2 separate regions of the Homo sapiens genome follow, and region 2 is linked to region 1. A link is a loop called in an ENCODE intact Hi-C map of the cell type or tissue named here. Cell type or tissue: HCT116. All regions are shown on one strand. Each heading gives the region's core, and the rest is flanking DNA. Links, peaks and the distances in the headings are about the cores only.

Region 1 (16,261 bases), core at 4,482-9,481:
TCTAAGATAACAAAAAGCTGCCTTAGTAATTCTTACAGGACTACCACACTGTTGCATAGTCATAAGCTTTTGGTTACAACACAAACTCTTGGAATAAATCAAACAACTAGTGCAATTCAGTATAATAGGATTATTCTTGAGTCTAAAATTAGTGTATTATTACTCTGGATCATTGAACCTTTATCTTCTCTTTGAGACAGTCTCACTGTGTCACCCAGGCCCAAGTGCAGTGGTGCAATCTCAGCTCACTGTAACCTCCGCCTCCCAGGCTCAAGCGAGTCTCCCACCTCAGCCTGCTGAGGAGGTGGGACTACAGGCATGTGCCATCATGGGTGGCTAATTTTTTGTATTTTTTTGTGGAGACCGGGTCTCACTGTGTTTCCCTGGCTGGTCTCAAACTCCTGGGCTCAGTCTGCTCACCTTGACTTCCCAAAGTGTTGGGATTACAGGCATGAACCATTATGCGTTGGCCATTGAGCCTTTGTGGTTGCCCATTGAATCTTTTTATCTTAACCACATTGTTGCCTAGGATTATGTGTTTTGGTATTTGAAATTTTCAGTCTTGAAAGAATTTGTGAAATGTAAGTTTGACTATAACACTTCCCTTTTATGCTTTTGTTAGTTTTGTAAGCATATCAGTAGTCAGAACTACTTGGGCAAAAAAGTTGATAAGTCATTATAACATCTCATAGTCATTATAGGAGAAATTCTACAATTTAATCTTTATTGGAACGAGTTTTATATTTGATTTTGTAAAGTTTCCTTTTTCATTGAAACATAAATTATTATCACCAGGCCAAAATTATCTTTCCCATTCTGTGTTTTATTAATTTATAGTCTAAAAGCAGTACTTTCTGTCATTTAAAAACAAATTTTATCAGTTTTAATAAAATGTTTTAGTGCTTTGGGATGACTTTGACTCTGTCTGGTCATTATAGCACTTAAAATGTGTGTCTTTGTTCTTTGGAATTTGATTCTTTTAAATGGGAGAAAAGTTGGAAGTTTTTAGATAATCTTAGGAAAAACTCTTAAAAATCTTTAGCCATGTATAATGTAATTATTCCTCAATAATTCAGCACTTATAAATTCTGGAGAAAAGCATTCCTTTAGGGTAGGAGTAGAAGGAAGATGAGTCTTATTTCTACATTCCTACTTTTGGTTTGTGTCTTTCATGAACCACACCATTATTCACTGAACTCAGTCAATAACCACTTAATGCCTGGCGTCTTATTTCTCTAACGTCAAACATATACTTGCTTCCACATTGCATTTTATAAATGAAAACATGTTTATTGAAGAAAATTCAGGAAGTGAATAAAATTTACTTCCTAAATTTGTGAAAAATTTTTTCATGAAGCAGTATTGGCTTCTAAGATTAAAATAAGTTTAGTTCTTCATTAGAATTTGTTTTGCCTCTTTTAAGGCTCATGCAGCCAACCTCCTTTCCTACTTCCAGGATTTCTATGTCAGTATCTGTCCTGTACCTGTTCCTTTCAGAGGATAGGCAGACTCAGATCTACTTGAAGTTTTAAAGTAATTTCCTTTCCCCTTTCTGCTCCTTATACTTTTGAGGTATGTGGTGTGCTTCCATTAGTGACGTGGTTCATAAGGTCATGATTCTCAATTTGAATGCAAATCATATTGAGAATTTAGGAGAAAATGGTAATGACTTATGAAGAAATAGTTTCATTTAAGAAACATCTTTAAATGCTCTTCACTTGCTTTTTTACCCAGATATTTATAGTGTGTTTTACCTTAAAGATCTTGGATTGGAATTTTTTAAACTTGCAGTTCTTGCCCTAATATGTAAAATGAATTTATACTTCTGAGAAAAAAAGTTTAATGTTTGTGTAATAATATGTCTCTATGCAAGATTCATTAAATCTTTTAGCATTTAAAATTTTAAATGGCTGAATTTCTATAAAAAGAATTACTAAAATTATTTTGTGAATGTTTCTGCTGTTTCAGATCAGTAGTAATTTCACTTCGTCTTCTTCCAAAACTATTTGGTACTTTTCAGCAGTTTGGGAGCAGTTACGATACACACTGGATAACAATGTAAGTAAATAAAAGAAAAAAGTATTTATTTTAAAGATTTTTTTCTAATTATAGTTATCTAAAGGTTTTGACTAACCTACAAGCTTTTACTCTGTACCAGGAAAATTTGAGTTTCATGTGGTTTGTTTTCTTAGATTTTTCTGCCACTTACCCCTGTAGAGATTATATCCTGATCAGTAGGAAAATCTGTGTTTTGTTTTCTTTGGAGTTTGAGAACAGTACTTTAGCAATTAATACTCTAATTTTAGGGAGATTTTTAGCGTATGCAGCTACAGCAGAGTACTTTTGAAGAAGAGCCACACTAAAGTAAACTCTGGCATGCCTTTAATTTTTCCCATTTCTAGGAATTGGCTGTAGACCTAATGTCATGTTTGGGGTAATCTTGACACTACCTTATTACAGGTTGAGTATGCCTAATCTGAAAAATCTAAAATCTGAAATGCTCCATAATCCAACATTTTTGGAGCATCAGTAGGACACTCAAAGGAAATATTCATTGGAGCATTTTGGAATTTGGATTTTTGGATTAGTTATGTTCAACTGCTATGCATTCTGCGAATATTACGGAATCTGAAAAAATTTGAAACACTTCTGGTCTCCAGCATTTTGGATAAGGGATATTCAACTAGTTACTCCATTTATGGAGAACTTATGATTAATGAATGTTACAATAATTCTTCCAGAGGTAGAACTTTTATGTGAAATCGACCCCATGTTTTGGTAATAAGTCTAGAGAAAGTTGTCTACCACAAACAATACATTAAGAAGATGTGTTGTATGCTTTATTCTAAATAAGCTTTTGGAGAGATTTCGGAGACATTTGAATTTTAGGGAAAATTCGACTTGTTGAAGGATTCATTTGTGAGATCAAGTTCTCAATTCTAAGCTTAGGTGGTAAGAACACTTGCTTGCTTTCACAGTGGAGTATCACTTTTATAGTTCTTGGAAGTCTGCACTATAATTCCAGATTAGATGAAGTTAATTCTTCTGAGTCATATACCTTGCTTCTAATTGTTCTTTTAAAGGGAATATGTTTAATCTGGACCTTTATTATTATTTAGAAGTATCTTAGTCTCTTTCTTTGGTTAATACTACAGTAAGAATCCAGTGAAGGTTCTGTTTTTGCAAGGAAGGTCCTTCAGCTTCCAAAAGGAGGGGTAAGGGAAAGCATTTAACATCACTGAAGAACAAGAATAGTGTGAGCCATTTTTCATTGCCTCTTTCTATAATTTTTAAGTGGCTGAATTTCAAAATTCTAATGCAGTAAAGGCAGTCATTTGGTGCTAACACGGGCGAGCAGGTGTCATTATAGTCAGTGGAGGTGGTTCATATTAAGGAGTAACTTTCTTGTATAGAAGGGGCAGTCTCTGAATATTCAGTTACTTAATCAAGTACCCGAACCTAAATATATTGAGTTGAAACTCTTTTAGCTTGTTCCTTAAATTAAATGTAAATAAGCTTAATTAAGGAAAATTCACAGGGTTTCCATTACCACAAGAGATTGGTATCCTAAATCTCATAAACTACATCACTTAAAAGAACTCCTGTGGTTATTTGACATCAGTAACAACAAAAGCTGTCATTTATTGTGAGTCTAGTATGTATAGCAGCACTTAATATTTAGTACATATTATCTCTTAAACTCGTTCTAATGGCCCATAGTTTAAAATTGGAAACTTACCCTTGATTCTTCTAATAAACCTTCAAGCAAACAGACTTCCACAAGACAGCTTACTTGCCTGAAGCTGTGTTGTAGCAAGTGTATTGGAGCTGCCTTCAAACCCAAAGTCTTTTTCTTTCTACCACTTGACCTTTATTTAGTGAATAGCAAGGTGAAAGTAACTTCTGTTTAAAATATGGCTATAACAGAAACACGATGTAAATTACATGGAACTTAGAGAATTTTAATACTTCTACATCTGTACATTTTAGCAGATAAATTGCTAATAGGTGTTATATGAAATACATTATGTTAATTATGGAAGTTATGGACCCTGGGATCTCTGAATGTATATGCCACTATTTGTGTTTTCATTGTAGTATTTCTACATTATTTTGGAACTCAGTGCTGGGTATTTCTTTGATTTTTTTAAAAAAAATTTTGTTCAAAAATATAAGCAAATTAATGACAAAAGATATATGCAGTAAGTTTATTGTATGCCTTCTGTATGCCAGATATTGTGCTAAGTAATGACCAAAGCACATAGTATATTCTTATATGAAAGGGTATCATATTACTTTTAATATTAACTCAAATTAGTCATTGATAATAGTACTTTCACAGGCATTTTGAGATTAAAAACTTACAAAGGTACTTTAAATTCATAAAAATGAAGGAACATTGCTTTATATCTTTTCACCATTCAAATATAAATAAAACGTGTATATTTTTCGTAACTAAAATTTTACATTTGAAGATTTTTTTTAGATTTGCATATTTACTGTCATAGCATAGATTTATTCTCTTACCCTGCCCACTTTAAAATTATTTTTTCTTTTATTTGGGCCAGGTGGGCAGAAAAAGAACTGAACATGATGAAGCTTTTCTTTGATAATTTGGTATACTACATTCAAACTGTGAGAGAAGGAAGACAAAAACATGCACTGTAAGTACCTCTCAACTGGGTTAAATACATTTGTGTCGATGTCTTTCCTTTGAAAGATGATTTTCCAGTGTTTTAACTTTTTTTCATATAATAAGTAATTGTAACAGAAAACTTTATTTGTATAAAATTATGAAAAGGCTGCTAGAACTTTTTAAGCTGAAAGATTCTTAGGAGGTTACTCTTAAATTCTTAGGTAAATGTAGCTGGCTCACTTTTGGGGGTTGGTTAACCTTCACTATTGAGATTTGTTCAAAGATAACTGTTTTTAAGGAATCAAAAGTAAATACATTTTTTCAGAAACCATAGATATGCTTGTTTTAACAGTTTAGAGCATTGATTCTAAAATTTGTAAATATTTACTTCAAAAATAATTAACAGTTAATTTAAAACATTTTATTATAATTGCATACTAGTATTAGAAAGTTTAGGACGTGTGGAAGGTTTTAAAACTGGTGGTATATCATTAATATTTTCTCATTACATCAAAATATTCTCTGGATATATTCAAGTGATTTGGGACAAGAATTGGTAGAAATGGATTGGTGGTGGTATAGCTGTATTTGAAGCTTCTTTAAGGAGATGCATAGGAGATTCAGAAGATTTCTGCTGGTGAGCTGATTGTTATGGACCGATGTCCATGTTGAGGAAACCAGTTCAATGCCACTACTGGCATATTAATGAAGAAGAGGAGGAGTCACACTGTGATTGAAAAAATCACATAGAAAACTTCCACAAAGGTGGAAACTAAGCAGACTGTAGAAGTGTTCGGAAAAGTCATAGACCTTTAAGGCATGCATACTTCTAAAAATAAATTTACTTATTTCCCTGCACAAATCAGTTACTTCTCTAGATTTTATTTTTACTGTGTCCTTTAGGGTGCAGCTATCCTCCCACTTGCCTAAAACTTGAGACTTGAGGCATTTTTGTACTCTTATTTCCAAACATGAATAATGATGACGATGAGAAAAAAGCCAGTGTTAGTTGATATTTACCATTGTGTCAGATATCAACTATTTTAAGATATACAACAACCCATTTGAGACCGTTTTACTTTAGAAATGAGTATACTGAAGCTATATGATATGACAACTTGTCCAACGTCACACACAAAGAATAGAGCGAGCTTCTGTACCGACAGTCTGTTTCTGTTATAGAATTTGTATTTGTAAATGCTACATTATACTGCCATTAATCTCTACCTTTTTGTTAAAATATACCCCATGTCTTTTCACAAGTTGACATTTCCGCAAACACTACTTTTGTCCTTATAACCACCTCTAGTTTAGTCTCCTTGCCTCAGTCTTCCCATATGCTGGTTCATTCTTTCTATCTGTCAAATTAGGAAGGCAGTATGGTACTGTTGGGAAGCCCATGGGCTTGAGAATCATGCAGACCTAGCTCTAGGTTATTAATCTATTATTTTAACCTTATTTCAATTATTTACCCTTCTAATTCCAATTATTTACCTTATAAGTGTTTATAAGAATTTAATGAAATGATACAATGAATTGTACCTGGCACATAGGTTATCTACAAATTGTAGTTACCTGGTTAAAACAAATAATATAGCATATGAAATATACAAGAATTCTGTCTCTTAACCACATCCAGAGATTCTTCATGGCATAAAAAATAAAATACCAATCTCTTCAGCTTAGTATTCTGGACTGTCTATGAACTCAACTCAACCTTTCCAGTTTTATAATTTTTTTTGACAGTTTATTCTACAAGCTTATCAAATTATTTCTGGGGTATTTCTATTTACTGTATTCCATAGCTTTGCTTACAAAGTTCCCTCTATACAGGATGTATTATTTTAAAATTATATTAAAATTCTAACTGTTATTCCAAGTCAGTATCCTTCTTTTTTCCTATTGAAGCAGAGTTTGACGATAATGGTGGCCTCTTGAATCCAAACATTACATTTATGCTCTATAAAAATCATAGGATCACCAGGCATGGTGGCTCATGGCTGTAATCCCAACACTTTGGGAGGCTGAGGCAGGCAGATCACCTGAGGTTGGGAGTTCCGGACCAGCCTGACCAACATGGAGAAACGTCGTCTTTACTAAAAATACAAAAAAAAAAAAGGCAGGCGTGGTGGCGCATGCCTGTAATCTCAGCTACTCAGGCGGCTGAGGCAGGAGAACCACTTGAACCCAGGAGGTGGAGGTTGCAGTGAGCCGAGCTCGCACCACTGCACTTCAGCCTGGGCAACAAGAGTGAAACTCCGTCTCAAAAACAAAACAAACAAAAATCATAGGATCAACAAAGAGCAGAAATAAAACCACACATGGCCCACATTTTTATTAGGAGATGGGGAGTTAATTACTTGTCAGCAAAGAAATAAACACTAGGTTATAAAAGAGCTCCCACCACAGCTGTAAGCCTGTGGACTTGAAGAGCAGGACTTGAGAGGCATAGTGAAAGGGAAATGGAAGTCATAAAGTGAATCATCCTCGTAAAGAGAAAGTCCAACGTTAAGTATCAAAAAGGAACATAGGTCTGAGACTTAGTTGTTCACTGCATTGACAACAGTGAAGTTACTCACTTTGTTAGTGGAATCAGAGGTGAGCAAAGCATTGCTTCTGTGGTGAAAAAGGAGTAGGGCTCCTTGGAGATGTGTTTTTAGGGTATACTAGAATAATCTTTCCAACCTTTCAATCTGCCTTGTTGGCTGCCATCCTAGGAGAATAAAACTCTTAGAACAGAGAGATGTTGTCTGGACTATTTTGATACAATTTCCCTATTCCTTCAGGCTGTAAAACAAGTGTACATTTGCTACTCTTTGTTCATGCATACTTATTTCAGTATTTTTTTTCCAGTGGAGATTAAAATAGGAAAGTTCTGAAATTTTTCACCGAGGGGGGAAAAAGATTCTTGTAGCATGAAAGATGATATTTTTATTTTTTCATTTTGTAATTTTTGTTTTTTGATTTTATATTATTTTTTTTTCACTTTATTTTTTTTTTTTTGACGGAGTTTTTGCTCTTTTGCCCAGGCTGGAGTGCAATGTCGTGATCTCAGCTCACTGTAACCTCCACCTCCTGGGTTTAAGTGATTCTCGTGCCTCAGCCTCCCGAGTAGCTGGGAATCCAGGTGCCTGCCACTGCACCCGGCTCGTTTTCGCTTTTTAGTAGAGACAAGGTTTCGCCATGTTGGCCAGGCTGGTCTCGAACTCTTGACCTCAGGCGATCCACCCGCCTCCGCCTCCGCCTCCCAAAGTGCTAGGATTACAGGCATGAGCCACTGCACCTGTAGTATGTTCTTAAAAGGACATATTACGTGTTTCCTGAATCCAGTGCCCTCTAGAGAATATCTTGTCTGTGGAGGCTACAAAGAGATTTTCTTTTAAGGCAGTAATCTGTTACTAAAGTTTCATATCTTTGGGGAGACTGTTTTTGTCCTGTATTTCCTGTGATGTCAGAAGCCATGGACAAGCCCATGAGAATTTGTCAATATTGATACCATCTTTGTCTGACATCCCAAGGAATTTTTCTCACTGGTGGTTTCAGCAGCCCATAGGACCCTGATGGAGCCCACAGAGATCTTTGAAGTGCAGCATCGGGGCTATACTGTGGGAGTACAAAGGGACTAGACCCATGCCTTCAGGGTTATTAGTCCCTTATTCCGAGATGCAAGTATAGGGGAAGAATTATTTCAGATGTAAAGGCACTTAGTAAAGGGCAAGACTTTATTCTCCTTTTATGTTTGATTGATGTCCCATAGACAAGGCAAGAGGATACAGTAACGTAAAACCGCAGAACTGATGGGTCATACAACTCATTTTTGAATTTGTACTCAAGGCCTCTGCTACAAAATCCCTTGTTGTTTAACTTAAAAAGCCTAGAAGCCCTTAAGAGCTAGCTGTTCTTGAATTTTATCTGGGTTGCCTTATAGTCTGAGAGTTGCTTATCAGATTTCCTCTCCCCTACATCTCGTCATATGTATTTTCACTTTCACAAAGGTGAGTGCAGCATTAATGAGGCAAAAGTTAATCTTTTCTTTGCCAGCATTAATAAGAGACCCTAAAGAGCAGCAAAGGCATGTCCAGTGAACTCAGTCTTCAGAAAACTTAAGCTTTAAAACTTCAGTAATGAATTTAGTGCGATTTTGGGAAGCTAATTTTGGGATGCTGTTAAAATTTTGCTCTTACTTGTGGATTACAGGACATTGAATTAAGATGCCCAGGCTGTGCACAGTGGCTCATGCCTGAAATCCCAGCACTTTGGGAGGCCAAGGTGGGTGGGTCACCTGAGGTCAGGAGTTAGAGACCAGCTGGCTAATGTGGTGACACCATATTTCTACTAAAAATAAAAAAAAAATCAGCTGGGTGTGGAGGCATGCACCTGTAATCCCAGCTCCTCGGGAGGCTGAGGCAGGAGAATCGCTTGAACCCAGGAGGCGGAGGTTGCAGTGAGCTGAGATCACGCTACTGCACTCCAACCTGGGCGAGTGTGAAACTCCGTTTCGGCAAAAAAAAAAAAAAAAAAAAAAATGCCCATTGACCTTCTGCATGCTAGGTTATAGATCAGAGCATAGACCAGCCACTGTTTTATGTTGGCAAAGCAGTTTGGGCAGTTGATCCACAGTCTGCCTTTTGATCTGTAAAACAGCAATAATAGCTTATTATTGACTTAGTTTCATTGAGTGCTCAAGTACTTGAACTAGAATGTGATATTATAGACACAGTTAAATATGCAGTTCACTGGGGTTGCCAAAGGAAAGGAATCCTTTTAAAATGCAAACCTGGGCCGGTCATGCTGACACCTGTAATCCCAGCACTTTGCTAGGCCAAGGCAGGCAGATCACTTGAGGTCAGGAGTTTGAGACAGCCTGGCCAACATGGTGAAACCCCGTCTCTACTATAATAAAAATAACAAAAATTAGCCGGGTGTGGTGGCGCACGCCTAGCTGGGATTAGCTTGTAATCCCAGCTACTCCGGAGGCTAAGGCACGAGAATCACTTGAACCTGGAAGGCAGAGGTTGCAGTGAGCGGTGATTCTGTCACTGCACTCCAGCCTAGACAACAGAGTGAGACTCTGCCCCCCTTCCAGCCCCAAATACACAAATTTTTAAAAAAGCAAACCTGATGATTACCTCCACCCCAAACATGGTCCCCTCACCCCCACTCACCAGCACTCTTCCCTGACTTCCTTTTCTATCTCTTCTTTCTGACTTTGGGGCCGACCACAGTCTGTCTCTTGTTGATCTATTCAGACTCATCTCCTACCCTACCTCACTAAAAGTTGCTTCTTTAAAAGTTTCAAAAGCAACTTTTTTATTAAGCATCAAATTTTATGCATGTGAATTATAATTATTTAGATTGGAAATAACATTCAAAAATACAAATTTTGTATCAGCTCTACTTTTCATGAACTAGATTTATGGAAATATTATTTTATTAGTGTTTCTTGGGTACAGAATATATTATCACTAAAGGGACTATGATATGAAGTATGTACTTTTTAGATAGAGATGGTGTTTTTTACTTGTTGCCTATTCTAACTTATGTGTGTGTTACATACTTTTAAAATGACATACTTCCTCTGCTTCACTGTTGAATTTTTGTGTGCTTTCTTATGTAATTTGAAAGTAAACTTTGTTGTAGTTTTGAGATTTGTGTAATTTATTAAATAGTATAAATTTTTTTGTTTTGCCTTTATGAACTTCTTTCGTGTAACCAAAGATACTTAGTTAAAATAATTATGAATTATTAAAACAATTTTTGGTATAAGTTATGCATAGGACCACTAAATTTTTAAAAGTAATTAAGAAATAGGATATTTAATTATTTTAATGACTTTTAAATTATAGGTACAGCCATAGTGCTGAAGTTCAAGTTCGTCTTCAATTCTTGACTTGTGTATTTTCAACTCTGGGATCACCTGATCATTTCAGTAAGTTTTTTAATCAGTACTTTTTAAAAATCTGTTTTGACTATTGGAAGAACTAAATTTACTTTTGCTTCTGATTTCTGCAGTTTTTTTTTTTTTTTAGTTTAATTTAATTTTAGAGTCAGTGGGCACATGTATGTTTGTTACAGGGTATTGTAACAAATCCCTACCAGTATTGCGTACTGGTAGGGATTGGGCTTCTTGTGTACCCATTACTCAAATAGTGAACATTGTACCCGATAGTTTATTTTTCATCCCTTATCCTGTTCCTGCCATATCCCCTTTTGGAGACTCCAGTGTCTGTTAGTTTCATCTGTATGTCCATGTGTACCCATTGTTTAGCTCCTGCTTACAAGCAAGAATGTACGGTATTTGGTTTTCTGTTTCTGAGTTAGTTCACTTAGAATAATGGCCTTCAGTTCCATTTATGTTGCTGCAAAGGACATGATTTCATTCTTTTTTCATGGCTGCTGCAGTGATTATTCTTAATACATTTATAAATTATACCAACATTTAGATAATTTATTAAAGTAATTGAGATTGTTTGCACTTTAAATAAATTAAAAATTTTTTTTTAGTTCTATAAGACCTTTTCTCTTTCTTTTTTGAGACATGGTCTCACACTGTCTCCCAGGCTGGAGTTCAGTGATGCGATCACAGCTCATTGCAGCTGTTGACCTCCCCGGCTCAAGCAGTCATCCCACCTTAGCCTCCTCAGTAACGTGGGACTATGCACCACCATAGCCAGCTAATTTTTTTAAAATTTTCATAGAGATAGGGTTTCACTGTGTTGCCCAGGCTGGTCTCAAACTCATGGGCCCAAACAGTCTTCCTGCCTTGGCCTCCCAAAGTGCTAGGATTACCAGTGTGTCACTGCACCTGGCTGACTGCATCTTTTATTATTTTTGCTTGTAGAATCTTGCTGTCCCTTTGGTTGGAGATAGGTATTATTTATGTATTATTATCAGGGCTAATCTTTTGAAAATCACTTGGCTTTATGGGTGATGGAGACATTTAGAGGCCCCAGTTTTATTTAGTTTGACTTTAAACTCAGTTTCGTTAACAGTTAATTTTTTAAAAGTAGAGCTTGGTCTGTTATATTCAGGTTGTGTACCATATCCAAATCCATGTGGTTATAGATGGTCTCACAAGAGAGGAACGAGCTTGATTTCTGTTAGCCAAAGCTCCTTTTTCCTTCATATACTGACTGTCATCCTTTACTCTCTACATTCTTCTTTTTCTGTGTGTCAATGTCAAACCTTATTTTTTAGAAGGACATTGTCTCTTTAACTGTGGTTAATATATTGTCAGCCTGATGGCTGTCTTGCTAGGAGTCGTCATGACTCTTTTCAAGTCCATACCTATGCTTGAGATATACTGTGTTTATCTTGTTATTTAAAGTCTGTTTCTTTTTTCTTTTCAAACTATTTGTAACAAATGCCAGCAACACTGGGATAACAGATTTCAAAAATAAGCGACCTGATTTTGGTAGGAAATTTCTCTTTCGTGTTATTACGTCATTTATTGACCCATTATGACTGATAACATTCAAGAAATAAGTAAAATACAGCAAAACCAATCTATAGGGAGAAGTCAAACTAAAACACATATAGTCAACATAGATACCATGAACATTTAAGTTTCATATTTATTATACACAGTATAGATTCTCTGAGAATTTACAATAGACAATAGCTACTGTCCAGATAGTATCAAATCTAAAACTTCACTTCTCCCACATCATGGCTGTTCTCCCCACCACTTCACCTGCCCTCCAAGTGATCCTCCCACCTCAGTCTCCAGAGTAGCTGGGACCATAGGTGCACATCACCATACCTGGCTATTTTTTTTTTTTTTTTTTTTGAGGCGGAGTCTTGCTCTGTTGCCCAGGCTGGAGTGCAGTGGCACAATCTCGGCTCCCTGCAAGCTCTGCCTCCCAGGTTCACGCCATTCTCTTGCCTCAGCCTCCCAAGTAAGCTGGGACTATAGGCGCCCACCACCACACCCAGCTAACTTTTTTTTGTATTTTTAGTAGAGACGGGGTTTCACCGTGTTAGCCAGGATGGTCTCGATCTCCTGACCTCGTGATCCGCCCGCCTCGGCCTCCCAAAGTGGTGGGATTACAGGCGTGAGCCGCTGCGCCCAGCCTAATTTTTAAATTATTTGTACAGAGTCTCATTATGTTGCCCAGCCTGGTCTGAAACTCATGGACTCAAGCGATCCTCCTGCCTTACCTTCCCAAAGTGCTAGGATTACAGGCCTCAGACTACTGTGCATGGCTGGTTGTACTTCTCTTATTGGCACAGTTCCTGTTACCCATAACGAAGTTACTTCAAAGTTATATGTAATTACATCCAATATTTTAATACTGATTTTCAATATGACAATAACTATAGTCTTTTAAAAAATAACAAAAGTGTTTAAGTTGCTCATTGAATGTGGATTGGTGATTCAGCCAATTATGGATATACTTCTGTTTTTTTATTTAGTTGACTATAATTAACCTGGATACTCTTTATCTTGTTCTCCTTAATTAATGTGTTTAAGTTCTGATATATACTAAAATTGTTTTGGGTTTATTTATATTTGCTTCTATGGGCACAAGTTCTCAGAACAAATAATCTACACATTAACTGTTTCAGTGAGAAACTGATAGGATAACTTTTTTCTGATAAAACTCTTTAGACTGATACTGCTACTAGGGTGAATATTTCTGAGGAATTTTTCTGTATTTTGTCATTTCATCTACTTTTCCCAATAAAAGAAATTTCTTTTGATGGTACCATACCATCATGCCCCTTCTGGTTCTAGGGCACCACCCCAGGGTTTGGAACCTCTTAAAATGTACTTCAGAAATCCCTGGGATGTTTTGTTCTAACCTTTTGGACTGTCTAATTTTTTTCATACTCGTACTTGTGATTGCCTATAATGCCTTCCCTTTTGTTCTGAATAGTTCGTCTGTCTTCTGCCACACTGGGGCATCCTTTAATAATAATTGGGTACAGTACAGATTTTCTCTCATTAGCCTGACTCCCTAGCTGATTATGTCCTCTGATATGTTGCTGTTGTCTGTTTTAGGCAGTTTCCTTTTGCTTTCTTCATCATAAGGGTCCTTTTTTCTTTTTTTCTTTGTCTTTGTTTTGTTTTGAGACAGAGTCTTGCTCTTGTCACACAGGCTGGAGTACATTGGCGTGATCTTGGCTCACCGCAACCTCCACCTCCCTGGTTCAAGCGATTCTCCTGCCTCAGCCTCCCGAGTAGCTGGTATTATAGGCATGCGCCACCACGCCTAGCTAATTTTTTGTATTTTTAGTAGAGATGGGGTTTCTTCATGTTGGTCAGGCTGGTCTCGAACTCCCGACCTCAGGTGATCCACCCACCTCGGCCTCCCAAAGTGATGGGATTACAGGTGTGAGCCACCGTGCCCGGCCTCCTTTTTTCATATTTTACAAAAATAATGCTTACTTATTTATCTCCTATATACAGAGAATGACCTTTGAACATGGTATACACTCTATTTATAATACTCAAACCTTAACCACTGATTCCTCAATTTTTAGGATTACCTCCCCCAATCATTTTTACTATTATACGGATGTGCTCCTATTTTAGGGAGAAGAATTTTCTTCCTAAATGGGTTCTTTGAGAATACTTCGTAAGTTGTGTATTTTTAGGTGATTTACATATGGGTTATCTTAAACTACATTTTAAAAACATAAATTATGTGAAAATTCGTATTAAATACTTGTAAAAGGCTGTAAGATATCTCCTTTGTGTTTCTGGCTATATTGGTGTTTCTGGTACATTCATTTAGGGCCAAAATGTTGTATGAATGTGATTTTAAATTTTACAAATAGGATGACATAAGAAATACTTATTGAGATAGTTTTGTTTTGTTTTTTGTTTTGAGACGGAGTCTTACTCTGTCACCAGGCTGGAGAGCAGTGGCGCAAATCTTGGCTCACTGCAACCTCCACCTCCCAGGTTCAAGCAATTCTCTTGCCTCAGCCTCCCGAGCAGCTGGGACTACAGGCATGTGCCACCACACCCAGCTAATTTTTGTATTTTTAGTAGAGACAGGGTTTCACCATGTTGGCCAGGATGGTCTTGATCTCCTGACCTCATGATCTGCCTGCCTCAGCCTCCCAAAGTGCTGGGATTACAGGCATGAGCCACTGCGCCTGGCCATTTTTTTGTTTTTTTTTTTAAAGAGACAGTCTCGCTCTGTCATCCAGGCTGAAGTGCATGATCATAGTTCAGGGCAGCCTTGAACTCCTGGGCTCGAAGAGCCTTCCCACCTCAGCCTCCCAAGTAGCTAGGACTAAAGGTGCGTGCCACCCTGCCCAGCTACTTTTTTGTTTGTTTTTGACACGGAGTCTTGCTCTTGTCGCACAGGATGGAGTGCAGTGGTGAGGCCTCAGCTCACTGCAACCTCCACCTCCCGGGTTCCAGCGATTCTCGTGCCTTATCCTCCCGAGTAGCTGGGATTACAGGCACCCACCACCACGCCTGGCTAATTTTTGTATTTTTAGTAGAGACGGGGTTTCACCATGTTGACTAGGCTGGTTCTGAACTCCTGACCTTTGGTGATCCACCCACCTCGTCCTCCCGAAGGGCTGGGATTACAGGCGTGAGCCACCACGCCCAGCCTACAAATTTTTGTTTTTTAATTTTTTGTAAAGACAATGTCTTCCTATATTGCCCAGACCGGTCTCAAACTCATGGCCACAAGTGATTCTCCCACCTCAGCCTCCCAAAGTGCTGGATTACATGTGTAAGCCACTGCGCCTGGATGAGATAGTAAATATTTTATACACTTTTATATAAATAAACTACAGTAGGTCATCAAATAATGTTTTAACATTAATGAGGAAAAAAACTGATTCCTGGCCCGGGCCACTGCCTGTGCAGAATTTACACATTCTCCCCATGTCTGCATGGGTTTTCTCTGGGTACCCTGGTTTCCTCCCACATCCCAAAGACATGCACTGTGGATTCATTGGCATGTCTAAATGATCCCAATCTGAATGAGTATGGGTGTGTGTATGAGGGCAATCTGCAATGGAATGGCTTCCTGGTCAAGGTTAGTTACTGCCCTGTCCTTAAGATACTAGTCCCTGAGATGCTGGGATACGATTTGGCCACCCACAACCCTGAACTGGAATAAGCGAGTTGGAAAATGAGCAAATGAATGAATACAAATTGTAACATAGAAATTTGTAAGCTCTATCATATTCGTAGAAATGCATAGCCATAAATGATGTGGTACAAAAGCGAGCCCACTGAATTTGTTATTGTTTGTGTTTAAACTGTCTGGTGGTAGGAAGTGCTCCTTAGTGTGTTTAATTTGTAACCATTTAGTCCTTGATTTCATCTACCACCACCGATTCGCCAAAAACTGGATAAATAACTATCTTAGTGGTTTGTATTAATCTTTCTTAAATGTATATATAGCTCACATTTATTCCAGTGTTTAATATTCAAAGTGTTAACTTCTAAATAAGAAAGTTTAGTGAATTTTTTTTGGTTTTTTTGAGATGGAATCTCGCGCTGTTGCCCTGGCTGGAGTGCAGTGGCCGATCTTGTATCACTGCAACCTTCACCTCCCAGGTTCAAGCAATTCTCCTGTCTCAGCCTCCTGAGTAACTGAGATTACAGGCACACGCCACCATGCCCAGCTAATTTTTTGTATTTTAATA
Region 2 (16,261 bases), core at 5,174-10,173, 77 kb after region 1:
TGGGAGGCCAAGGTGGGTGGATGGCTTGAGTTCAAGAGCTTGAGACCAGCCTGGGCAACATGGTGAAACCCCATCTCTACTAAAAAAAAAAATAAGCCAGGCATGGTGGTGCGTGCCTGTAGTCCCGGCTGCTTAGGAGACTGAAAAGGGAGGCTCGCTTGAGCCCAGGAGGCAGAGGTTGCAGCAAGCTGAGATCTCACTACTGCACTCGAGTCTAGGTGACAGAGTGAGACTCTGTCTCAAAAAAAAAAGAAACATGGAGGGAAACAAATTAGGTGTACCCTGTGACAAAACCTAAAAAAGTTAAATGGAGCTCGTTTGAACTGGCTTTGTCATAACTATGTACCTTTCTTTTTCTTACTTTTTTATTTATTTATTTATTTATTTTGAGACAGAGTCTTGCTCTGTTACTCAGGCTGGAGTGCAGTGGTGTGATCTCAATTCACTGCAACCTCCACCTCCCAGGTTCAAGTGATTCTCCTCCCTCAACCTTCCAAGTAGCTGGGACTACAGGCGCACACCACCACGCCTGGCTAAATTTTGTATTTTTAGTAGAGACAGCTTTCACCATGTTGGCCAGGCTGGTCTCGAACTCCTGATCTCAAGTGATCTGCCTGCCTCAGCCTCCCAAAGTGTTGGGATTACAGGTGTGAGCCACCGTGCCCGGAGCTGTCTGTCAGTTATCTCTGTTATTTGTCATAATAACTTCTAAAAGTTATCTCAGTTGTCTACATTCTGTTAATTTGTCCTTTGAAGAATCTGTTGTGTCTCATCCTTCTTCTGTCACAAGGTCCTCCCCTTTTATGCTTGCAGCTTTCTAGCTGATTTATCTTAGTATCCCTTAATTACAATGCCTAAAACTATAAAAGTGATCAATCTTTTAAAAAGATAGTAAATCTTACAATATTATTCCCCTGCTTAAAACTCTTGAGTGCTTCTTCATTACGAACAGAATGGTATTCGAGCTCATCACCATGGCACACACCCTCTGGGTTTTTTCCCCCTACCCTTCAACCTCCTATCTTATCCCTCTCCATTTGGAGCCCATCACCCTGCTGCTTCATTGCTTGTGGGTTTATTTATGCCATTGTTTCCTACCTGTGTCACTCTTCTCCATTTTCTTCTGATGTTCATTTTTCAAGAGTCAGCTTGGTTTCAAACTCTAAGAGACCATCTATTCCACAGATTAACCGGAGTATTCCAAGTCACCATGCCTCTTTGTTGTTTCTGCCTTGTATATATGTTACTTTTCTCACCTGTTAAATCTTGAGGACAGGGATTGTGTCATACTTCTTTGTGTATTTTTGACTATTTTTATTTTTTGAGGCAGGGTCTCACTCTGTCACCCAGGCTAGAGTTCAGTGGCACCATCTCGTCTCATGGCAACCTCGACACTGCTCCACTGCCTGGGACCACAGGCTTGTACCACCATGCCTGGCTATCTTCTTTATTTTTTGTAGAGACAGAGTCTCACTATGTTCCCCAAGCTGGTGCTGAACTCCTGGGCTCAAGCAATCAACTCGCCGTACCCTCCCAAAGTGCTGGGATCACAGGCATGAGCTATCATACCTGGCCTTTAATCTCCTTTTAACAGAGCTGCAAGTGCCATTTGAATTGACAAATAGAAAATTGCTGGTTTAAATGACTATTTTAAAAGCTATTAAAACAAAGTTCAATCTCTGGGAAAGTTTATTCGGCCTGTAAAGGTTGTATATTTTATGCTTTGCAATATAGATGTGAGTGTTTTTTTTGTTTGTTTTGTTTTGATTTTTTTGGAGATGGAGTCTTGCTGTTGCCAGGCTGGAGTGCAGTGGCACGATCTCGGCTCACTGCAACCTCTGCCTCCTGAGTAGCTGGGACTACAGGCATGCGCAACCGCACCCAGCTAGTTTTTGTATTTTTAGCAGAGATGGGGTTTTACCATGTTGGTAAAGGATGGCCAGGATGGTCTCAATCTCTTGACCTCATAATCCGCCTGCTTCGGCCTCCCAAAGTGCTGGGGTTACAGGCTTGAGCCACTGTGCCCGGCTGTGAGTCATTTGAGTCTCAGATTTCTTCCTAGAAATTCCTTGACTTGAAAATACAAATATCCTAGGTAATTTAAGAATCTTCTAGCACCAAGACCATTAAATTAAAAATACTATGAAAACTAAACAGAAAGAAATAGAAGCAACCATTTAAAACTAACTTAGTAGATTTACTACCTGTTCTTTTGTTTTTGTTATATGTTCATTGAAGAACCTATAATTTTCTTATTTTTATCTGACACTTAGAATGTTCCCCTTTTTATTTGCAGGAGAGTGAATGCAAAGCATATAATCCTAGACCTTTCTGTAAAACATACACCATGGATAAGCAGCCTCTGAATACTGGGGAACAGAAAGATATGACAGAGTTTTTTACTGATCTAATTACCAAAATCGAAGAAATGTCTCCCGAACTGGTTAGTATCAGAATACTGAAAAGTTTCTTTGAAATTTGAACAAATTTGCCTGCGTTTTAACTAGTTTCTTATTTTTTGTTTGTTTTATATTAAAGAAAAATACCGTCAAAAGTTTATTTGGAGGTGTAATTACAAACAATGTTGTATCCTTGGTAAGTATTATACCTGGTTTTTACTTTTTGGAGATCTTAATATATTTTCATTTATATTATAATTTACTAGTTTTTATTAATTTTTTATGTGTATTGATTAGGATTGTGAACATGTTAGTCAAACTGCTGAAGAGTTTTATACTGTGAGGTGCCAAGTGGCTGATATGAAGAACATTTATGTGAGTAATAATGCACATAATTTTTTTACTTTATGCTTTTACCTATTTGTGTATAGCGGGTTTGTGTTGGTCATCTTGATATTTTTAAACTTTTTTCATGTTTTTATGTATTTTCTTCTTACTGTACTATTCAAATAAGAGTTAAACATCAACCATAAAGCTTTTTCTTGCCCAATCAAAATTTAAATTTTTAATTAACCCTTCAAAAAAGTTACTAAGATTCATAGAATATCTTAATATGAGGAAAAACAGTTTTTTACTAAAATTTAAGAATTCACTTTTAAAAAAAAAATTTTTTTGCTGAGCATTCTGTCAAAATTGTAATTGCCACCTTTTGTATATTTGCATGCTATAAACAATAATATGAAACTTTTAAATGTGGTTTTATACACAGGAATCTCTTGATGAAGTTACTATAAAAGACACTTTGGAAGGTGATAACATGTATACTTGTTCTCATTGTGGGAAGAAAGTACGAGCTGAAAAAAGGTATGCTTTTTCAAATGTGATTTTTATTATGTTCACCGTAGAAGTGAAAGACAAACTAAGGGTAAACTAAGATTAAACTTTGGTGGAAATTATATGATGAAGGTAAAATCAGCTGCATGGAGCTCAGTCTCATGGAGCAACTTTTCATCTAGTTGTTCAGTGAATTACCATTTATTTTGACATATACTGAGCTGTATGAAAGTGGTAATCACTCAACTTGAAACAGTATAGATTTTGGGGAGCAGATACATGGACGATAAGTACATTGATCATTTTCATCATTATCTGTATCGAGTCTCAGATGTCTAGCTTTTGTGACATTTTCTTAAGTAATACAGTGGAACCCCTTATCCTCGGGAAATGTTGCAAGACCCCACAATAGATGTCTGAAACCTCAGATTGTACTGAACCCTATATATACTGCTTTTTGCTGTGCATAACATACCTATGATAAAGTTTAAATTACAAATGAAGCTCAGTATTCTTGCCCTTTGGGGCCATTATTAAGTCAAATAAGGGTTACTTGAACAGAAGCATTGCAATACTATGACAGCCCATGTAATAAGAGAGCTACTAAGTGACCAATAAGTGGGTAGTGTCTGCAACACAGATAAGCTGGACAAAGGGATGATTCATATCCTAAGCAGGATGGTACAAGATTTTATCATGATACTCAGAACACCACACCACTTATGAATTGTTTATTTTTGGAATTTTCTGTAGTAGCTAACTAGGGACTTTTTGTACTAGCTAGCCTTTCCAAAGTATTTTTTATTTAGCAAGCACTGTTGTGAGAACTTTAATCCAGTTAATCCTCACAGCATTTCTTTGCAATAGATGCTGTTATTATCCCCATTTTACATGTGAAGACATGGAGTCACAGAATAAAGAAACTTTCCCAATGCTGATTCCTAAGATACAAATAAGCAAATTTCAGGGAGATAATCAAGTTGAATTTGAGTTCTCATTGGGGCATCCAGCTAGAAAGGTCCTGCAGGCAGTTGGCTGTTACAGTTAGAGCTTGGTGAGAGGTCTAGAATAGAGGTAGATTTGGGAGTTAGTAACTGTTGAGTTAGAGTGTTAAATAAGTGTTTATACTATAATACATTCAAGCTGGTTCCCTTCCAGTGTATTGTTGTTATCTTTGGATGTGTATATTTTGGTACATTGATCAAAAATATTCTTCCTCAGCTTTCATTTTCAGTAGAATTTCTTGGAAAATAATAATTTAGTGGTCTTCAAATAAAAATTGCCTTACACATACAGTGGGTCCCATCTGTAATCCCAGCACTTTGGGAGTTCAAGGATGTGCACTTGAGCCCAGGAGTTTGAGGGCAACATAGGGAAACACTGTTGCTAAAAAAGTTTTAGAAATTAGCCAGACGTGGCATGCACTTACAGTCTCAGCTGTTCGGGAGGCTGAATCGGGAGGATCACTTGAGGCTGGGAGGTAGCTTACAGTGAGCCATGATTGTGCCATTGCACTCCAGCCTCGGCAAAAAATTGAGAACCTATCTCAAAAAAGAAAAAAAAATGCTATACTTGTTCTACTAATGCGTGCCAAACATTATACAATTTTTTCCCTTTATTATTATTCTTTGATGATTCACATGTTCCCCAGGTTGGTCTTGAACTCTTGGGCTCAAACAATCCGCCCACCTCAGCCTCCAAAAATGCTGATATTACAGGCATGAAGCCACTGCACCTGGCCAAAAGGCTCTTAAGAGCCATAAAATGGCAAGTTTAGGACAGAGTAGTTGAGTAAACATTTTAATTTTATATTGAAAGACAAATAGAAATCGGATTGAAAAGAGCATCTTATGCAGTTAGTTACTAAGAACGAATGCAGAGAAATAGAAATGTCCTTGAATGTGCAAAAAATCTAGGATTAGGCCAGCCTGCATTTTTAAGTAGTGTATTCACATGGAACAGTAGTGGAAAACAAGATTGGTAACACGATGGCATCAGATTATTGCCATCCAAGTTTTAGGTTTATCTGTGTGATTGAATCTATCAGAATATCTGCCTGAGAAATAATGTAATTGTTGGAAAAGACTTAAGAGCTAAGCCAACCTAAAAGTACAGAGGACAAAGTGACAGAAGAGAGACAAGGAAAGAAAGAAAATTAGGATAAAATGGTAACCCCCAAACTGGGAGGAGAATCTCAAGAAGAAAATAATCAATTAATATAATTCACAGAGATGAAAGACAATGACAGCTGAATAAAAGCATTGGGTTTTTCCAGAAGGTAGTTTAGTGATGTGTTTTGTCAGGTTATAGGAATAGAAGCAACATTGTCGGGACACATGGAATCAAGCATAAATCATTGATTTTTAAAGTTTGGCAACAGGCCAGGCACGGTGGCACATGCCTGTAATCCCAGTACTTTGGGAGGCCAAGGCAGGTGGATTGCCTGAGGTCAGGAGTTTGAGACCAGCCTGGCCAACATGGTGAAACCCTGTCTCTACTAAAAATACAAAAATTAGCCGGTTGTGGTGGCTCACGCCTGTAGTCCCAGCTACTTGGGAGGGTGGGGCAGGAGAATCACCTGAACCTGGGAGGCAGAGGTTGCAGTGAGCCAAGACCATGCCCCTGCACTCCAGCCTGGGTGACAGAGCAAGACTATGTCTCAAAAAAAAAAAAAAGCAATAAAAACAGCAAGGAAAATAGTAGCCAGAAAGAGTCTTGGGGCTCAAACAAAGGATTTTTCTAGATGAAAGATATCTGAGCATGTTTGAAGGCAGAGAATAAAAAGTCATTATACAATAAGATACTAAAATTGCTTAAGAGGAGGTTTTCCAGGTCAGTATTTATTTGAAAGGGATGGTATTCATTTTTCCAATTTCAAGAAGGGTAGTTGGGCAAGTTGTTAGGTGGACATAGTCAAATGAAAGCGTAGCTATGTAGGCAATTACACGAAGAAGACAAACTCATCTGATGAGAGTTGGGTTAGGATAAGAGTTAGGGACGTATATAAAATGGAGTCAGTCAAAAGTTAACTGCTGTAGAGGAATATAATAAATGAGTCACCAAAAGATCATCAAGGGTCTGAGTCAAGTTCTTTGGAGAATCTCTAATTGGAATAAATGTATTGAATAAATCTGTCGTTCTTGATAACTCCCTTCTTTTGACTGATAAGATTCTGCTGTTTTTCTGAAATACCTGTCACATCTCTCCCAGGTAGTCAGTCATTTTTGTTCTTACTATACTTTTATATCTCTGTACTAACATAATAATCAACAGAAATGGGCCAATTGAGGAAGTGAACAAAGTGCTTATTATCCTCAATAGGATCATATACTGTTCTATTTTCAGACCTCTGGTTTTCTCAATCTATTCATTTTACCTCAGTAACTTATCAATCACCATAATACCAATTTTTTACTAATATGCTACTGACAAAGCATTCTAAACTAAGAAAATGACAGCTGAATAAAAGCATTGGGTTTTTCCAGAAGGTAGTTTAGTGATGTGTTTTGTTTTGTTTTGTCATCTTAGTTTAGAATGCTTTGCTGTGCTCTGTCACCTGTTCTCCAATCTTTCTGGATCTGCTCATCTCTCTTACTTATTGACACAATGCATGGTTTCACCCCATGCCACAAGCTCATTAGTTATTCTTCAGAATTGTTAGGATGAAGTTCACACTCTATCATTACATACATTTGACTCTGTTATACTTCATTTGTCAGTCTCCCAAATAATCTAAAATAGTGAATTTTTGAACTTTTTATTCCCTCTGCCTGTAACATCTTTCATTCCTTGTTTCCCTAAATTCATACTTTTTGTATTTTTGACTGTGTTCTTGGTTTAAATAAATTCTCGTTTGATATTTATGTGCAGTGGAAAATTATTCCCTAAAATTCATTTTTTTGTAAATCAGAGTTTGTATATTTTTGTCTGTTTAAATTGAACTTGAACTAGCAATATGTTATGGTATAGGATTTAGGTGACCAGTTGATTTTCTGCTGTTGCTGCTGCTGCTGCTGCTGCTGCTATTGTTACTGTAGTAGCAGCAATTGACACTTAACTGAATGCTGTTTGCCAGGCAGTGTTTCAAAGATAGTATCGGGTAGGTAATCTCCATTTTACAACCCAGCAATTGAGCTCAGAGAGGTTAAGTAACTTATATAGGGTCATTCATCTAATAAGGGATTACAGCCAGACTTTGCAATTCTGGTTCACAAAAATAAGTACTTTGATTCCTTTTATTTAGGGAAGAAAGGAAAACTCTGAACCAAAGACCTCCTTGGCCCTGGAGAATGATGGAACTCCTTTTCATGCTTCCATAGCACCCTTTTGTATCTTTATCATGGTGTTTACCGTAGTCTACCATAACATTTTATTTTTCTTATCTCGACATAGGAAAATCTTTTCAGAATGGAAAAAGTTGTGGGTGTGTTTGCTGTTTTTTTTTTTTAAACAAATTAAAATGTTTATTTAACAACCGAATTGAGTACGGAAAGATGAAACAAATGCACAGTCACGTATATACAGTATATCAAGGGGGCGGCCTTTCTAACAAGGATGCTGTAGAAAGAAAAAAATGTCCAAATGGGGAACAGTCCTGGTTTCATCAAGAAGCTTTTATGGCATTTGATGTTAAACCTTATGTAAATACAGTAATCTGATGGATTTGGCAAAGATTTTTTTCATTTCCAGTCTTTTAAAGTAGACACAAATTTGCTTAGAATAAAGCTGATTTTTAAGAGCACACAAAAGTTGAGGACAAAGGATAGGAATAAATTAACAAATGCAGAGTGATGAAGAGTAAAAAGATACTGAGCAGCTGACTCATCATCCAAGGTGGTTACCTAATAATCAGAGGATGAAGACCTTATACTGCAAAAGCAACAATAGTTTCGTATATAAACGATACAGCTGAGTTTGTAGTTATATCTTGGCTTCTATTTATTAAGAAAAATTAGCATAGTTATGTGTAATCTTTAGTAGACAACCTGCATTCATTTAAATTAAACAATATTTTCTACAATAGTGTAATATAAGGCCACAATATTTATTTTGAACAAACTCTTTAAAGTAGTGATTTTAATATCAGTGTTATTCATTCTTTTGAAATATAGTTTTTTAGCTGAATTAAGTTATAGATAATTTTTACAGTACTACATCAAGACTAGTAAAATTGTTTGTATTCAGATATTTATGTCTAATATCCAGTGAAAATTTACTACCAAGTTTTTACAGTAGATTCGTTTATTTATTTACTTATTTATTTATTTATTTTTTTTGAGATGGAGTCTCGCTTGATCACCCAGGCTAGAGTGCAGTGGCACAATCTTGGCTCACTGCCAGCTCCGCCTCCCGGGTCCACGCCATTCTCCTGCCTCAGCCTCCTGAGTAGCTGGGACTACAGGCGCCCGCCACCACGCCCGGCTAATTTTTTGTATTTTTAGTAGACACGGGGTTTCACTGTGTTAGCCAGGATGGTCTCGATCTCCTGACCTCATGATCCGCCTGCTCCAGCCTCCCAAAGTGCTGGGATTACAGGCGTGAGCCACCGCACCCAGCCTACAGTAGATATTAATCATTCTGACTTGCCTATTGATCCCTTAAGTATAATTGTAGATCGGCCTGATTTTAGTGTCTATTCTTTGATTTTACTAAATTAGGAATGCAGGAGTTACAGAACAAGTACACACAAGTGATGCAGCCATACAAGGATCATAACAGCTCTTCAATTAACTATGTGCAAGCTCAAATACAATCCCACTAATGAACAGCCAGGTTCCAATTCTTCATGAAAAGGTGCTGGTGGAGGTTGTCAGCCACCTTTTAATAGACATTCCCAATCCAGTGGCCAGTAAATGAGAGAACAGCAGAGATGGAAGAAAAACCTTCAGAAATTTTGCAGAGAATATGCCCTCTTTCTTCATGATGTTTGTGTTTCTCATGCTGAGAGTGGCCATGCATGTGGGGTGTTTAATCTATAAACAGGAGAGACTAACAGTACCTTCCTTATAGGATTGTTGTAAAAAGTATATGCGTTAATGTACAGCAAGCCCTTATGAGAGGAACTCCTTGGGGGGAATATTTTCTGGTTAACTCAACCAATCCCATGTCCAATCTGAGGTTTTTCTTTCAAAATGCTTTCAACTTCTTTCCTTCTCTCAATATAACCTTCCTCAGACTGAGAGCTGTTTTTCTTTTCTTTTTTGAGTCTCGCTCTGTTGTCCAGGCTGGAGTGCAGTGGTGTGATCTTGGCTCCCTCCAACCTCAGCCTCCCGAGTAGTTGGGATTACAGGCTTGTGCACTACCGCACCCAGCTAATTTTTATATTTTTAGTGGAGACATGGTTTTGCCATGTTGGCCAGAATGGTCTCGAACTCCTGGCCTCAAGCAGTCTGCCCACTTTAGCCCTCCAAAGTGCTGGTATTACAGGCGTGAGCCACCGCGCCTAGCCTGAGAGCTGTTTTTCTCTCCAATGCTATGGCTGGCTGTTTCAGCAGCTCTGTTAGTATCTTCTGATGTCTGAGAGCGAGGTATCCTGTCACAGTGAGAACTCTTGGAGATATTCTGTCCAGACTCATGCTGGGCATCTAGTAGTACTTTTTCCATGTCACTGGTAGAAACAGAAACAGGCTGGAACACTGCCCCCATTCCTATTATTGCTAAAGTGTAATTCTGCCAGGAGCCCTGCAGACTCTTCTTCTGCATCGTGGGGACTCTGCTCTGTGACATGGTGCTAGAGGGTGGCTGCCAGGCATCGGGCTGCCCTTCAGTGGTGGGCCGTTGGAAAAGGGCGAGCAGGAGTGCTGCTGCCTAGTGCTCAGGGACTGACTGTATAGTTTTAATAAGAATGTGATTTAGAATACTTCTATAGTCTCCCTTCTCTGTGGTTTTTCTTTCTGCAGTTTGTTACCTGCAGACAGGCAAGGTCTGAAAATATTACATAGAAAATTTCAAAAATAATTCTTAAGTTTTAAATTGCCCACTGGACTGAGTAGCATGATAAAATCTGGCACAGTCCCCACCTGGGATGTAAACCATCCCTTTGTCCAGCATGTCCATGGTGTATACACTACTTGTTCATTAGTCACTTAGTGGCCCTTTTGGTTACCTTCGCAGTATTGTACTGTTTGTATTCAAGGAACCTTTATTTTACTTAATGGCACCAAAGTGCAAGAGTAGTGTTCATTAACAGTTGGGCTTTGCCAAAGAGAAGCTGTAAAATGCCTTAAAGTTCTCAATATGAAAAGAAAAAAATCATACGATGAGGTTGCTAAAATCTGTAAAATTGTGAACAGTGTATTGTTAGAATTGTTCTATTTTATTAATACTTGTTAATCTCTTGCTGTGCCTAATTTATAAATTAAACTTTATCTGGAATAGGGAAAGAAAACATACGATGAGGTTGCTAAAATCTGTGAAATTGTGAACAGTATATTGTTATAATTGTTGTATTTTATTAATACTTGTTAATCTCTTGCTGTGCCTAATTTCTAAATTCGCTTTGTCATAGGTATGTTGGTTTAGGAGAAACCGTAGTGTATATAGAGTTTGATACTGTCCTCAGTTTCAGGCAGACACGGGGTGTTCTCAGAAGGTATCCCCTGTGGATAAGGGGAACTACTATACTTCTTAACTCTGAGTTGAAAATTGAAATGGATATAGCATAACAGAAATCAAACCAACTGAAGTATTTGTAAAAAATAATCTTTATTAATTTTTTTCTTGTCTCTCAGGGCATGTTTTAAGAAATTGCCTCGCATTTTGAGTTTCAATACTATGAGATACACATTTAATATGGTCACGATGATGAAAGAGAAAGTGAATACACACTTTTCCTTCCCATTACGTTTGGACATGACGCCCTATACAGAAGATTTTCTTATGGGAAAGAGTGAGAGGAAAGAAGGTGATTTTTTCATTTCTTTCTCTTGTCTGTGATTATTGTCAATCTCCATAACAAGGTAGGCATAATTATAAAGTTGTCATCAACTACACAGTTAACAAAAATTGAATCTTAGAAGGGAGAAGGTTAAGACAATGTCATGCATTCAGTCAGTTAACCAGTAAATATTTAGTATCTACTAGGACTATGTTCCTAGGCACTCTTCTGTATACTGGAGACACAGTGGTGAACAGGATAAGCACGGTTGTTGCTCTTGTGGAGCTTAAATCTCGTGGGGTAAGTCTTTTTATGTTGTTTTTTGTGGGGGTTTTTTTTTTTTTTTTTTTTTGGTCTTCTGAGACAGTCTTATTTTGTCTCCTAGGCTGGAATGCAGTGGCATGATCTTGGCTCACTCCACCTCCCAGGTTCAAGTAGTTCTTGTGCCTCAGCCTCCCAAGAAGCTGGGACCATAGGCACGCACCACCAGGCCCAGCTAATTTTTGTATTTTTAGTAGAGACAAGGTTTCGCCGTGTTGGCTAGGTTGGTCTCGAACTCCTGACCTCAGGCAATCCACCTGCATTGGCCTCCTCAAGTGCTTGGATTACAGGTGTGAGCCACTGTGCCCGGCCTCTTGCTCGTTTATCCTTCTTTAGGAAGGGTGCAGTGAGTTGAGATTGCACTACTGCACTCCAGTGTGGGCGACAGAGCGAGACTCTGTCTCAAAAAAATAAAAATAAGTTGTAGGACATGGACCAGTAGAGATGACAGGTGAAGTTAAGAAGTGGGCATTGTATGTATACATTCTACTTTTTAGACCTATTATTAAACCATTTGAAAAATTAGACAGGTGCAGTGACACATGCCTATGGTCACAGCTATTAGGAGGCTGAGATGGGAGGATCACTTGAGCCCAGGAGTCCAGGGCTGCAGTAAGCTATGATTATGCCACTGCATTCCAGCCTGGATAGTAGAGCAAGACTCCATCTATTTGAAAAAAAATTTTTTTCTGGAAGAGTAGAGCAGAACCTCCTCACAGCTGTGCTTCATTATATTTCTTGTGATGTTTCCACTTGTGGAGAGAGCAGAATTTATGCCAGGATAAAGGAATTTGTTAGGCCACAAGTGATGCAGTCAGATCCTGGCACTGCCTCCATAAGCATATCTACACTCCTCAGCCACTGTCTTGACACCTTGAGTCATACCCTTCTCTTACTGACCTAATTATCTCTTCATGTTCCAGTTCAGACTGTACCCTCAAGTCAGCCAGATCTCATCATTTCCTTATTCTGTATTCTACTTTTCCCTTTCTGTGTGGTAGTGGGAATACAGATCATAAATCATACATCATCTTCAAACTTATTAGACCACTCTACATTTTTTTTCCTCAGTATCTTTTATTACCTTTATATTTTAAATCTTTGGGGATAGGAAGTGTACCTTTTTCTTTATTTTGTTTCTGTCTACACAAATCTCTTAATACGTAGTGTTTTTTATTAACTGATATATATTTGGAAGCTGCCAGTACATTGGTTCGTTTTCCTTTTTTTTAAAAGGAAACCATGTTTAAACCACTTTTCTTAACATGAGAATAAAAGAAGTATGCTAATTCCTTTTTAGGTCTTAGGTTTGTCTGCTCCTAGTAAAGATTAAATAGAATGGAGCATTTTATATTACCTATTTCAAAAGATTAGTCAGATTAAAGAAATATTTTATATTTATACTTTATATTGAAGTTGTCCATAATTATGTATTAACACATGGTTGTTTTTCTAGTGGTTTGTTTAATATGTCCTTTATGGTAGTAGGCTAAGGATGGTGAATGACTAGCAGATAGTTGTTTTGTACCTATTTAACATATAAACTATTTGTGCCTATTTCTGTAAATAAAGTTTATTATAAAAGTGATTCTAAGTAACTCGTCACATTGGGAAAATTATTTTTATTTTATTAAAATGACTTAAAATATTGTAATTGATAAAGTTTATTTTAAAAAGTGTTTCTAAGTAACTGTTGTGAAGTTTGGAAAATTATTTCCATTCTGTGTAAATCATTTCAGGTTTTAAAGAAGTCAGTGATCATTCAAAAGACTCAGAGAGCTATGAATATGACTTGATAGGAGTGACTGTTCACACAGGAACGGCAGATGGTGGACACTATTATAGCTTTATCAGAGATATAGTAAATCCCCATGCTTATAAAAACAATAAATGGTGAGTTTTAAATATTTCAAAACTTCTTTAACAATTTATGGTAGTTTTCTGATATGTTTTCAGTGTTTAGTTTTCTAAAAACTTGCCACAAAAGTTGGAAATGAGGCAGACAAAATTTTTAAATGAAGATAACTTTCAACAGACAGTGTAAATCAGTTCTTAAACATACGGATCTTTTAACTCTTGAGAATTTGAATCCTTTCCTTGGAGAAATGAACACAGTTTTGCAGACAACTTTAGGAGATTTATAGACAACATTTCAACTCTTATCTTCTCTATTCATTCAAGAGCTGTTCATTGAATATCTTCTACAGTGTAGCCTTATATGTGCCATTAGAAGTTACCTGCATGCTCTGCTTGTTTCACCTCCTATTGGGAGGACCACACACACTTCTTTTTATCCTTTTATCAAGTTAATGGTTGGAAGTCATTAAACCAGTCCCCAGTACCTGTTTTTTGGTCTTCAGATATTGTTAGGTAGGGTCTGGCCTATAGGTACTATATGTGTGCTAGGCACTGTTCTAAGTGCTGGGGATATTGATTTGAAGAAAATGTACAATTGTTAATTGATTTTCAGTTAGCAGAATAATTTCATTGAGTTATTTTTCACTCCTTCACCCATCAGGTCCATGGTGCCTTTTCCTTTTTTTATCCATTTGAATGTTTCCATAAGTATATTTTGAATCTTTTTTTGATCATAAATTTTGAAATGGTACCTTTGAAAGTTCTCCCAATCTCTTAATTTTTCCTAATAGCGTTACATGTTATATTAAAGCAAACTTTTTTATTTCTTTTATGAATTCTTTTGTTAATCCTAGGTCATAAATGGATCTATCTGATTATAAGGTGCTTAAGAATATGTTATAAAATTATATTTCCAATTTCTAGTAGATTAGAATTGTAAAAATAAGAACTTAGAATTTACCTCATGAAATAATTTGACACTTGTAACATTGGTTATTCAAAAAATAGTAGACATAATATGAAGATACTCATTATATGCATACTAGATTAATACTATATGCTCTATTTTAGGTATCTTTTTAATGATGCTGAGGTAAAACCTTTTGATTCTGCTCAACTTGCATCTGAATGTTTTGGTGGAGAGATGACGGTAAGTTTTATTCAGAAATTATAAATGGTTTGTGTCCTTCCAAGTGCTTTGTCATATCATAAAATCCAATAGCAGAGTCGCTTAACTTTCTTTTAATTGCTATGATTAAATCAAAAATTTATTCAGTTTATATTTATTGGAAGTTTAGTATGTTCTCAGAAATATTTTTAAAGTGCTATTTCTGCTTTCCACAACAGCCCGATTAAGAAGGTAAGAGAAATAAAAAGCTTAGTAGTATGGGAGTTGAATTACAGTGCCATGAGAATAAGATTGAGTAAATTGTTTACTCAGTGAATTCTGTGGGATCAGAGCAAAGAGAAATTACTGTTTACTGACTTAATCTGAAAAATCTTTGACAAGGGAGTCTCTCTTAGCTTACTGTGGCTCAAGAGGCTACCTGATTCACAATAAGAAAAAAAGAAATTAAAAAAATGTTTGGCAAGGAAGTTGGCTTGAGCTAAGTTTTAAAGGATTGTTCTTTCAGTGCTTTTTATAACACCAGCAGCAACCTGGATAACACTAGATACTGGATAGAAAAAGGACATCTTCTATGTGACATAATTGAGAAAAGACTTTTTTTTTTTTTTTTTGCCCCCAAGTCGGATTCTTGCTGTGTCGCCCAGACTGGAGTCAGTGGCGCGATCTCGGCTCACTGCAACCTCCACCTCCTGGGTTCCAGCTATTCTCGAGTCTCAGCCTCGGGAGTAGCTGGGATTACAGGTACCTGCCACCATCCCCAGCCAATTTTTGTATTTTTAGTAGAGGTGGAGTTTCACCATGTTGGCCAGGCTGGTCTCAAACCCCTGAACCCAAGTAATCCACCTACTGCAGCCTCCGAAGTGCTGGGATCACAGACGTGAGCCATGGCACCTAGCCAACAATAGATATTGAAAAGACATTTGGGTTGGAGTATTGTAATAATTTCACTTCTCTATAGGCAGTTTATCCTAGTATCAATTTTCTGAGAACTGTTTTAAAATATTCTCTTGATTCTCACAAGACAAATATTAGTCATTTCCGTTTCATAGATTAGCCCAAATAAAGTTGTTTTTTTGACTTAACCATATTTGTTATGAATTAACCATTTACAGTCTGGATTTTATAGTTGATCTTAGCCGAAAGTTGAGAAATGATACACATTCCAGATTTTAATGAAGGGCTTCCTTATTGCTTCTCGGTGTTCTTGTCTACTCTGCTGAATGGAAAAAGAAAAGCAGTCCACTTGCTAACAATTTAGAAATGGGTAGAATAGGGAAGTAAATATTGAGTTACTGCTAAAGCCACCACTAAACCAATTGCATCTGTAGATGTTATGCCTAGAATGTCTCCTTTTTTTTTTTTTTGAGACAGTCTCACTCTGTCACCAAGCTGGGGTACAGTGGCGTGATCTTGGCTCACTGCAGCCTCCAACTTCTGGTTCAAGTGATTCTCCTGCCTCGGCCTCCCGAATAGCTGGGATTACAGGCACGCGCCACCATGCCCAGCTAATTTTTGTGTTTTAAGTGGAGACGGGGTTTCACCATGTTGGCTAGGATGGTCTTGATCTCCTGACCTTGTGATCGCCCACCTTGGGCTCCCAAAGTGCTGGGATTATAGGCATGAGCCACCGTACTCAGCCGAATGTTTCCTTTTAAAAAAAAAAAAAAAAAAATGAAGGAAGAAGAGGAAGGCTCTTCTCTTAAAAAGTAGTTTTTCAAATTGCAGGTCCACTTTTTTTTTCTTTTACATATTTTATGGTAAAGTATCTTTAAAAAATGTTTTGAGGCCGGGCATGGTGGCTCACGCCTGTAATCCCAGCACGTTGGGAGGCCGAAGCAGGTGGAT

What was found. Peaks named below come from ENCODE experiments on the same cell type or tissue, not always from the same donor. Only the 100,000 strongest peaks of a DNase experiment are listed, where the experiment ranks them.
Region 2: it touches region 1 in a loop (15-fold over the local background); 1 of 110 quality-filtered maps calls a loop at or near these places.

The regions. Positions count from the first base shown.
Region 1 is chr2:61,319,679-61,335,939 of GRCh38, reverse strand. USP34 (ubiquitin specific peptidase 34) reads left to right here. Exons shown (of 80, transcript NM_014709.4): 19 at 1,969-2,058; 20 at 4,569-4,664; 21 at 10,483-10,565. Among named protein-coding and RNA genes, the nearest start is that of SNORA70B, 90 kb to the left of the region's middle. In HCT116, for the core only: no CTCF peak of the experiment used is centred there; a DNase peak (open chromatin) is centred at 7,069.
Region 2 is chr2:61,243,386-61,259,646 of GRCh38, reverse strand. It overlaps USP34 (ubiquitin specific peptidase 34), which reads left to right. Exons shown (of 80, transcript NM_014709.4): 45 at 2,297-2,443; 46 at 2,539-2,595; 47 at 2,697-2,774; 48 at 3,169-3,263; 49 at 10,964-11,136; 50 at 13,170-13,323; 51 at 14,359-14,437. It also overlaps the pseudogene BNIP3P45. Among named protein-coding and RNA genes, the nearest start is that of C2orf74-AS1, 73 kb to the right of the region's middle. RefSeq lists a silencer at 12,159-12,453. In HCT116, for the core only: no CTCF peak of the experiment used is centred there; no DNase peak of the experiment used is centred there.